Regions from separate parts of the Homo sapiens genome. Here region 1 is linked to region 2. The links are chromatin contacts, found by Hi-C in ENCODE. All regions are on one chromosome and are shown on one strand. Each heading gives the region's core, a stretch centred on a gene start or an enhancer-like site at or near the end of the contact. The rest is flanking DNA. Distances are from core to core; before and after follow the strand shown. Region 1 holds the start of SLC49A4 (solute carrier family 49 member 4). Region 2 holds the start of TMEM39A (transmembrane protein 39A).

What was found. Hi-C counts contacts between places; a loop is a spot of excess contacts on that map. Pooled maps may share reads with other maps.
Region 1: a loop to region 2 is called in a map of CD8-positive, alpha-beta T cell, with 17 times the contacts of the local background. The contact joins the promoter of SLC49A4 here to the promoter of TMEM39A in region 2. A Hi-C loop is called at or near these places in 2 of 168 maps with a recorded cell type or tissue (CD8-positive, alpha-beta T cell and natural killer cell) and 7 of 50 pooled maps.

The regions. Positions count from the first base shown.
Region 1 is chr3:122,793,819-122,798,804 of GRCh38, forward strand. It overlaps SLC49A4 (solute carrier family 49 member 4), which reads left to right and starts at 1,251. Exons shown (of 9, transcript NM_032839.3): 1 at 1,251-1,717. The coding sequence starts at 1,375. HSPBAP1 (HSPB1 associated protein 1) reads right to left here and starts at 13. Exons shown (of 8, transcript NM_024610.6): 1 at 1-13. RefSeq lists a silencer at 1,088-1,577.
Region 2 is chr3:119,460,962-119,466,142 of GRCh38, forward strand. It overlaps TMEM39A (transmembrane protein 39A), which reads right to left and starts at 2,654. Exons shown (of 9, transcript NM_018266.3): 1 at 2,375-2,654; 2 at 1,001-1,187. The coding sequence starts at 1,113. RefSeq lists enhancers at 2,325-2,814, 2,845-2,904.

The DNA.
Region 1 (4,986 bases), core at 1-2,500, 3.3 Mb after region 2:
CGCCGGCTCTCACGTGGAGGTCACGTGACGGATGCTGGGCGGGACCACGCAGCTTTGTTTTGATACCCCGGGTGTGGAAATACAAACACGTGGTCTGAGTTGTGGCGCTTTTTACCTAACCCGGACCTTAGCGTTCTTTATTGTAGTCTTAGCTTCGTTTCTGTTTCTCCTTTTCTAGTCAGATCCTTCCTTTCCACCTCGGCTTTTCTCCACCCTAAAGGATTGGAGTTTTAGGGGAAGGTTTGCCGCTTAGTGGGGCTCCGGCGGTGGGATGGGTCTCTGCCGTGAGCTTTCGCGAGCCGCTCTTGGCAGCCTGGAATGCGAGGCTAGCTCACGCTTCTCTTACACCTCTCTTGCCCTTCTGGTGGTAACCTGACTCCTTCTGATTTTAGTGGCTGCCGGGAAATACGAACCTCGGGCAAAGAATCCTGTGATTGCGTTCCCTGTGACTCATTTCCCGATCCAGACAAGCCAAATTGCTTGACTTTAGGTTTTCAAGGACACTAATCCACAGCTGTCAGGCTTCTGAATTTGTATACCAAAATAAACAAACAGCTGTGTGAAGAGATCAACAACCACCTTTCTTCTCGTTTACCCTGTGGTCAAATCATAATCACTGGAGATGGATCTTTGGGGCAAAAATCTTCCAACTTTACTGGACATACCTTTATTGCTCGCCTATTGGCAGGCGAAATGGGTAAAGTTTACATATATATGAATGAAATTGGCTAGTTTGGAATCTCCTCTTTGGATATGTAAGACAAAAAAGTAACAAAAATAGGTAGTACTTATTGCACGTAAGAAATGATTTTTATGAGATAATCCCCTGGGACCAACTACGCTTAAACTTTATCCTTCGCCTATAATTTCTGAAGTTACTAACTCAACAAAAATGAGAATAAGCCCAAAATAGAAGCAAGCATCAGGTTAACTGACGTCACTTAACAGGTCACTGAGTTGTTTATTAGGCACAAGATTTAACTTGGACACTTCCTCCAAACACCCCAGGGTTCCTTGCCCAACCTCCTCGAATACAGCCTCTCTGGGAGTTTCCCTCTCCCCGACTCAGCCGCGCTGGTCCCTGCCTTTTCAGCGCTACCTGCCCTCCGTCTGGGACCTGGCTCCTTTCCTCTCGCCGGTGTTTCCTCGCCACCCGCGGAGGGGAGGGCGGACCCCAGCCTCCTTGCCGCCTGCCCCGCCTCCCCGCCTCCCCGCCGGCCCGGCTCGGGCCGCGCAGGCGCACCAGGCGCGGTCCGGAGGCCGAGGGCGACCACAGCAGCCTCCGCCTCCTGCTGCTCAGGACTATTCTGCGCTGGGCTAGTCGGCGGTGACCCGGACTGCGCCCGGCAGTGGCTTCGCGGGCGACGCGTCGCCATGGGCTCTCGCTGGAGCAGCGAAGAGGAGAGGCAGCCGCTGCTGGGGCCCGGGCTCGGGCCTGGGCTGGGGGCCTCCTGGAGAAGCCGGGAGGCGGCGGCGGCGGCGCTGCCCGCGGCGGTCCCGGGTCCCGGGCGGGTATACGGGCGCCGCTGGCTGGTGCTGCTGCTCTTCTCGCTGCTGGCGTTCGTTCAGGGCCTGGTCTGGAACACCTGGGGTCCCATCCAGAACTCGGCGCGCCAGGCCTACGGCTTCTCCAGCTGGGACATCGCGCTGCTCGTGCTGTGGGGGCCCATCGGCTTCCTGCCCTGCTTCGCGTTCATGTGGCTCCTGGACAAGAGAGGTGAGGGGTCGCGGAGCGCCAGCCCGCGCTGTCTCTCCTCCGGGAGCAGGCGCCTGCCCGCGCTCCAGGCCTGCCAGCCGCCTCCCTTGGCCCCGGCATAGGGGTTGTGTGAGGTGATAGAGTGTTGCTAGCATTCCATTTCTGACTTAGGAACCCTCCGTCCCCAAAGCGACAAATATGGAAAGGCAACCTTGCAAATATTTATGTTTTTTATCAAGGCCCTTTATGCAACACCAGGGATTTAAGCGATCTCTAAACGTTCAAGTTTTTACACATTGTGAACATCAGAGCATCCCCGTGCACGTGCGGTGTATGTGTTTTACACCTGACAAAAATGACTGATGCTTTGACTTCAAAGGGATATGGGGATGTTGAGGATGAAAGGTCGGAAAATAGATTGACGGTGCCCATATGTAAGGAAATAATGAGTTCGTTTTGTGTAATAGATGACTCCAGCCCAGGAAGAGCTATTGGGAAACTCAGATCTGACACTTTGGTTTCTGGAAGGTGGTGCTCGGCAGCTTTAAAATGTGTGTATGTGACTAGATGGCTTTCTCAGTTGAGATTTGTGACTTTCAATTAAAGCTTGCAGATGAGTGAAGATGCTTGCTTAGAATGGTACCCTGGACATCTCACTTTACCACTTGCCAGTGTGATTCTCTGAGAAGAAAAAGCCATAGGGCTGAGAATCAAGGCATACTTACCACATAAGTATGGATAAATGATTAGTAGTGACAGTCTACCCTCAAGAGGCTGTTGTGCAAGATTTTATATTTATTAATTGAATAATGCCTGGGAGCTACTTTGTACAGTTTCTGTTCAACCTTTTATAAGTTTTGTTGCAATGAGTTCTTTAGTCAGATTTGGAAGGTTGTCTTAGTCCACTGGAGCTGCTATAACAAAATACCATAAACTGGGTAGTTCATAAACACAGAAATTTATTTCTCACAGTTCTGGAGGCTGGGAAGTCCAAGATGAAGGCTCAGGCAGAATCGGTGTCGGGTGAGGGCCTGCTTCCTACACAGTGGTCTCTTCACTATAACATAAGATGGAAGAAGGGGTTAGGGAATCCCTCTGAGGTCTGTTTTATACGGGCAGTAATCCTATTCACATGGGTTCCACCCTCATAACCTAATCACCTTCCAAAGGCTGCACCTTCTTATTCCATCATTTTGAGGGTTAAGATTTCAAAATGTGAATTTGAGGCCTGGCGCAGTGGCTCAAGTAATCCCAGCACGTTGGGAGGCTGGGGTGGGAGGATTGCTTGAGCTCAGGAGGTCGAAGCTGGAGTGAGCTGTGATGGCACCACTGCACTCTGCCCTGGTCAACAGGGCAAGACTCGTCTCAGAAAAATTAATACATAAACAAAATATGAATTTGAGGGGAACACATTCAGACCTCAGCAAAAGTCAAGTGTAGGTAGGTATAGAATTGCAATTGTCTGGCATGTAGTTAGCACTCAAAATTAGTTGGTTATTAAGAGAATAGAATAGCAGGGTGATGTTAGTAGTTATACTTCCTTCTCTCCTCCTTCACTGGAATTCCTTCATTGGAATCCATGTGAAAAAGACTAAGGAATAGTTGATTGTGAATTCCTTAATGATCAACAATATAATGTAGCTGCTAAAAAAGAAAGGACAGTTTAGGCATAGAAACATAGTGTCCAAAACAAGAAGCAAAATAGTTTGATAGGCTCTACATTAGTGTTTAGTTCTGAGCTTGATTCTGAGAAGGCCATTTGACAAACTGCAGAACTTTAAAGGTTCTGCGACAAGAATGATAAAGGGTATAAAAATCATGATGTGTAAAATGAAGGGAACTTGTGTGTATCACACTTCAAAAAGAAACTTGAGGCAAGATATAGACTATGTGAAGATCAAGTCAAAGAGGAATTCGACTTATGTGTTGTTCTAGGAGGAAGAACTAGACTGAGTCAAGTTACAAAGAAATGTAACTCAAAGCAATACAAGGAAGAACCTTCTAACAAAGATACCCAGCCCTGAATGGGTGTGTCTTGACTGCTGTAGAACTTCCAGCTAGAGCAAATACTTTTGCAGAGGATGTGTGCTAGATGCCGAAGAAGGGCTTCTCCTACCAAAGGGAGATTTTCTTTGGGTTATTGTTGTTTGCTTTTAAACTAAATATTGATTTTCTCTGGGTTTCTGCTGGGCTCAGTGGCTCATGTTTGTAATCTCAGCACTTTGGGAGGCTGAGGCGGGTGGGTCACTTGAGCCCAGGAGTTAGAGACCAGCCTGGGCAACATGGTGAAACTCCAAATCTACAAAAAATACAAAAATTAGCCAGACATGTTGGCATGCGCCTGTAGTCTTAGTTACTGGGGAGGCTGAGGCTGGAGGATCAGTTGAGCCCAGGAAGTAGAGGCTGCAGTGAGCTATGATTGCTCCACTGCACTCCAGCCTCAGTGACAGAATGAGACCCTGTCTCAAAACAAACAAACAAACAAACCCAAAGTAGTACTTTACCTATAATCAATGTTACAATAATATTTTTTTAAAAAGAAAAAAGATTGTATTTGTTTCCACTGATGTATTTTTCTTCTGTTCCAGGATTCGGTCTAGGGTCCTCTGTTACATTTAGTTGTAATTTCTCTTTAGTTTCCTCCAATCTGTGATAATTCCTTGGTCATTCCCTTAACAAGGTTGGCTAAATTCAGGGGAAAATGCTGTGTTATAGTTTCTTTTTATTTTTATCAGGAGCATTTTTCAATATTATTCCCCAAATTTAGCCAACCTTGTTTTTTATGGTAGAAAAATGTTAATTTGCACCCTTCTTATTATAATTGTACCTACTATCCATGGCAGGATAAATTAGAAACTACCCATTCACTTTATAAAATAAGGTACTTTAGTTCTTCAGTAGTTCTTGTGACTATATGGTGAATTCAATTTTATATTTTCCTTTGGTTGAAGCAATAAAAAATACATTTAAAAATTCTCTTTATTAGGAAGTAGTTTTCATTTTTAGTAGAAGAAAGCAAATACACTTTTATATGTTGGCTTTCCTGCTACAGGTGTTCCATCTACGCACGTAGAAAGCAGGTTCTTTCTTGCTTCTGGCATCCTTGGGTACTAAAATATCTTTTTTTTTTTTTTTTTTTTTTTTTTTTGAGACAGAGTCTCACTTGGTCACTCAGGCTGGAGTACAGTTGTGTGATCTTGGCTCACTGCAACCTCAACCTCCCTGGGCTCAGGTGATTCTCAGCCTCTGAGTAGCTGAGACTACAGGCACGCACCACCAAGCCTGGCTAG
Region 2 (5,181 bases), core at 1,404-3,903:
ATAATACTTATTTGTAGAAATTTTGTAAAATTCAGTAAAGTTTTTTAAAGTTACTGCAATTTACTACTTCATTTATTTCAACATCCTGCTATGATGCAAACAGTACCATCATTTTTAAAATAAGGAAATCCAACGAACGGCAGAGTAAAAAATACTCTAGCATAAACTAGTTACTCTGTATACATACATAAACAAAACTCGGATTAAAAATTAGTATGAGAATCGGAGACTGGAAAAATCCCTTCAAACTGGAATTTCAGGGAGAGCTCCACTGAAATGATGAGATCAGAACTAATTTTAAAGATTGGGTGGAAGAGGGATTGGAAAGTCAGGAAAAAAAAAGGACAAAGGTCAGGCCTAGAAAACAAAAGTGCATAAATACCATTAGACAGGCCTGAAAATACAGTAGTACTGATTGCTAGCTCTGAAAATTAAAATCAAGACAAGAGAAAAACTTTTTTCAGGGAGGAAGGAGAAATTAGCTGGCAGAAAATATCTTGAGCAAATACTTCATTAGGTAAAAGTATCTCTTTGAACTGCTACATTATCAAACCTCCTGATGGCATGGGCTAACCCAGCTAAAAAACAGCTAACATTTATTAAGACCAAACAATTTTTTGACAATTTAAAATCCTTGATGGAATTTGACTTATAATTTGCCCTCTAAAAAAAGAATGCTTATAAGTAGATAAACCATCACACTTACCTTGTATTTTCATTCACTTCTCCCTTCTTCTAATAGATAAAAAGGGGATAACAAGAATTTAGATGATCAGCCAAAATAAAGAATGGGACTGCTTTCACTTTGTGGGCCCCATTTCACATCTTTTTACCTCCAAAGTATTTTGGAATTCTGAATTTTGTCTTGAAGGGCAGGATTTCTACCACAGTGTCAAGAATAAATCTCAATAAGCAAATATCTGAATGACATGATGACTTTTATGTTAGTCTTACTGATCAAAGGACATTAAAATTATATATAGCCTTATTTTTTCTTTACCTGTTTCTCAAGCCTGTTCCATTGCCACAGCCTCCACCAACCAAAGTCTGCAAAGAAGGTAAAGCTGAACGGCTTAGCTGTTGCCGACTAGGGCCCCTCCTTCCACCGGGCATGTCCAGGAACCAGTCTGCTTCCAGTGCCACCTGTAGTTGCAACCCAGGTTAATGGTTGTCAACCAGTTTCAACTCTGAACGACAACAAAAACATTTAAACATCAGTAGACTATTTTTAAAGTAGGCAACAAAACAACGACAAACACTGAGTAAGCAGGCCTTACAAAATAAGATTTTCAAACGAATGTTCCCAGTGTCTACTACTTACGTTATTCGAATTAAAGGACTACTCAGACTCTAATGGGTCAAAAGCCTAAGTTCTGATCTAAGCTCTGTTCAGCTTTAGGCAAGTGATGATTTGTGTCTTTTGTCAACTGATTTGTATCATCTGTAAGATATTATAATCAAATAGAAGTTTACAAGAAACATCACACCTTATACATTTCCAGCTCAATGTTTCACACTTAAACTACTTGAAATATAGAAGAATTGGCACTTTATAAAACATTAGGTTTTGTTATCAAGGGATATGGCTTGTGAGCTCAGATGGTCACATATTATCTGACCTTATCCGGATAAGTTAACTTCTGAGTGTGTTCTTCTGAGTGTGTTTCTTCAAGGGGGGGGGGCGGGGGGGGGGAGTGTCCCCTGTTCTGCAGAGGTTGTCAGGACTGAGGAAGTGGAATGAAAGGGTACCAGTAGTTCTTTTAACAGTTTAAAAGTAAAACTGTTCGAGTGGTATCTCTATATGTTAGGGTTAAAATATTGAAAGAAACTCTTCAAGGGGATGCCCGCTCCAGAAAAGCTGGTGTAAAATCATACAGAAATTACTGAAACTGCAAGATTAAGAAGCAAGTAAAAGATAAAGATCCTCACTGGAAAAAAAAAAAAAAGCTCTTTTCATCATTCTACGGCAAAAATCATGATTCTGTCAACATGGATACCAATGTTTCCTAAACAATACAACTAAAACCCAAGGATGACACTGGAAAAAACCCGTGTTTTCAAATGCTCCCTATTCCTAACAGCCTTCGGCTGTAAACTAACCCCAAGTCAAACAAAGCATTCAAACCGCTGGATGCAGGGGCTGCTGGTCCTTGCTCCATTAACAAGCAAAGGGAAAGAAAAGTGCAGGGAAAAAACTGGGACGGAAGAGGTGAGAGTATGCGGTGTGGTGGACTGCAGGAGACCACAAACTTCAACAGACTGGTCCCTAAGAGAAGTCGGCAGAAAGGTAGACAAAGCAGTCTCCGCCGCACACCCAAGAGGGCCGAGGCAGGTCCAGGACAGCCGGACCTTGGGGCAGCTCAGTAATACTCACGCATGGAAGAGTCCCAGCCGGTGGGGCGGGGTCCCTAGAAAGCGGCGACAACTTTACAGACTGGACCCCAGGTAAGGGAACTCCCTCCCAGCGTTGGAACGCTGCAAACCAGCTGCTTGGACGCAGGCAGCCCCCGCCTAGAGAATCAAGAAAAGGTGTCCAGGCTTCGGGCTGCCAGACTCAGACCCAGACTCCGACGCAGTTCCAGTGCCAGAGCTAAAGCTAGAGCCAGAGCCTGATACTTCAGCACCCATCCCTAGCCTCCATTACCGCGGAGCTGAGCAGACGTGGCAGCGCACGGCGATGACGTCAGCTACGCGACCGCGGTCTGCCCCAGCCGCGAGTGCGTCCCCGGAATCAGCCGGCACGACAACCCCTACCATTTGCACCTGCGCAGTGGGGCGCGCCTTCTCCTCTTAACTCGCGGTCCCGCCCCTTCCGGCCAGTGTTGGCCAAAGCATTTCCTCTTTCGGCCTCAGTCAGCTAGCGGCTGCTAGGTGCGGGCACCATGCTACTGATCCTTCTTGCTGTCTCTTGGACTCCATGTAGTAACCATGTACAAGTTATCACCGCCATTTTACAGATGAGTGTAGATTAGGAGGTGTCACCTAGGGTCACGTTACTGCTAAGTGAGGGAGCCCAAGTCATGAAGTCATGCGTCAGCATCCAACCCTGCGCTTATTGTTTGCTAAGAACTAGACAGATGCTGTGGTTACAAAGCGAATACCACAAAAGCTCAGAGTCTAGTGGAAGAGAGGCGACACTAAGAAAATACAGTAATTACCATTTGTTACAATATTAAAAGTGTGTCCAAGGTCCAGAGATAGCATGTAACACTAACGAATTCTGTGGGATGGTGGTGATGTCAATACCAAGAAAAGCTTTGCAGAGAGCTTGGGGTTTCAGCCAAGACTCCACAAAGGCATAGGGGCTTTGTGGGAGAATGGCAGTCCTCCTGGAGAAGTGGCAGATAAAAAGGTAAAGATCTGTGAGCAACGTCATCTTGAGTTCAGGAATTGACAATAGTTTGGTATTAGAAGAAGATAAGAGTGTCAAAAGGAGCATTTGTGTAATCTTTCACTCCAGAGATTTTAATCTCCTTAATAGAAAGTTGTTTGTATTGATTGAATGATTAACCTTTATTAAGAATTTTGTTGTGTCAGGCACTGGATTAGTAGCTTTACACATTTCATTTAAATCTCACATTTTGATAGCTTCTACTATGGTTATTATTTTACAGAAGAAACTGAAGTTAAGAGAAGTTAAGTAGCTTGTTGAAAATAGCCTGCCTGGCCAGGCAGGGTGGCTCATGACTGTAATTCCAACACTGGGAGGCCAAGGCAGGAGGATCACTTGAGCCCAAGAGTTTGAGACCACCCTGAGCAATATAGTGGAACCTTGTCTCTATGAAAAAAGTAAAAAAATAAATCGGGCATGGTGGCTCACACCTGTAGTCCCAGCTACTTGGGAGGCTGAGGTGGGAGGATCACTTGAGCCCTGGAGGTCAAGTTTGCAGTGAGCCGAGATTGTGCCACTGCACTCCAGCCTGGGCAACAGAGAGAGACCCTGTCTCAAAAATAATAATAATAATAATAGAAAAAAAAGAAAATAGCCTGGCTAATAAGAGCCAGAACCAGAATTTAGAGCCAGAATGACTGATATCGAAACCAGTAAAGTTGCTAATATTCCCAAATATTCCTAATGTCCTAATGTACCACAGAGCTGTCACTTAGGAATACACACAAGTCTCCAACTTAGGATGGTTTGACTCACAATTTTTCAACTTTATGATGGTGCAAAACCAACACTCATTCAGTAGAAACTGTACTTCCAGTACTCGTACAACCATTCTGGTTTTTTTTTCATTTTTAAATACAGTCATGTGTCCCATAATGATGTTTCAATGAAAGACCACATAAATGATGGTGAGCCCATGAGAGTATAATAAAACTGAAAAACTCCTATTGCCTAATGATGTAGCTGTCTTTATGTTGTAGTGCAATGTATCCTGGTGTACACAAACCTGCACTACCAGTTGTATAAAAGTATAGCACATACAATTATGTACAGTATAACATACTAAATAATGATAATAAATTACTTTGTTACTGGTTTATATATTTACTATACTATACATTTATTGTTATTTTAGATTGTACTCCTTCTACTTATTTTAAAAAAATGAAAGTTAACTGTAAAACAACCTCAGGCAGGTCTTTCAGAAGGTATTCCAGAAGAAGGCATTGTTATCCTAGGAGATGGCAGTTCCATGTGTGTTCTTGACCCTGAAGATCTTCCAGAGGGACAAGATGTGGAGGTGAAAGATGGTGATATTGATGATCCTGACCCTGCATAGGCCTGACCCAAACACACACGTGTGTGTTTGCATATTAGTTTTCAATAAAATAGTTTAAAAAGTAAAAAACAAAATAAAACATTTTAGAAATAGAAAAAAGCTTATAGAATAAAGATAGAAATAAAGAAAATAGGTCGGATGCAGTGGCTCATGCCTATAATCCCCACACTTTGGGAGGCCAGGAGTTTGACAGCAGCCTGGCCAACATGGCGAAACCCTGTCTCTACTAAAAATACAAAAATTAGCCAGGTGTTATGGTGTACACCTGTAATGCCAGCTACTCAGGAGGCTGAGGCACGAGAATTGCTTGAACCTGGGAGGCAGAGGTTGCAGTCAGCTGAGATAGCACCACTGCACTCTAGCCTGGGCAACAAAGCGAGACTGTCTCAAAAAAAAAAAAAGAAAAGAAAAGAAAGGAGGGAGGGAGGGAGGAAGGAAGGAAAAGAAAGAA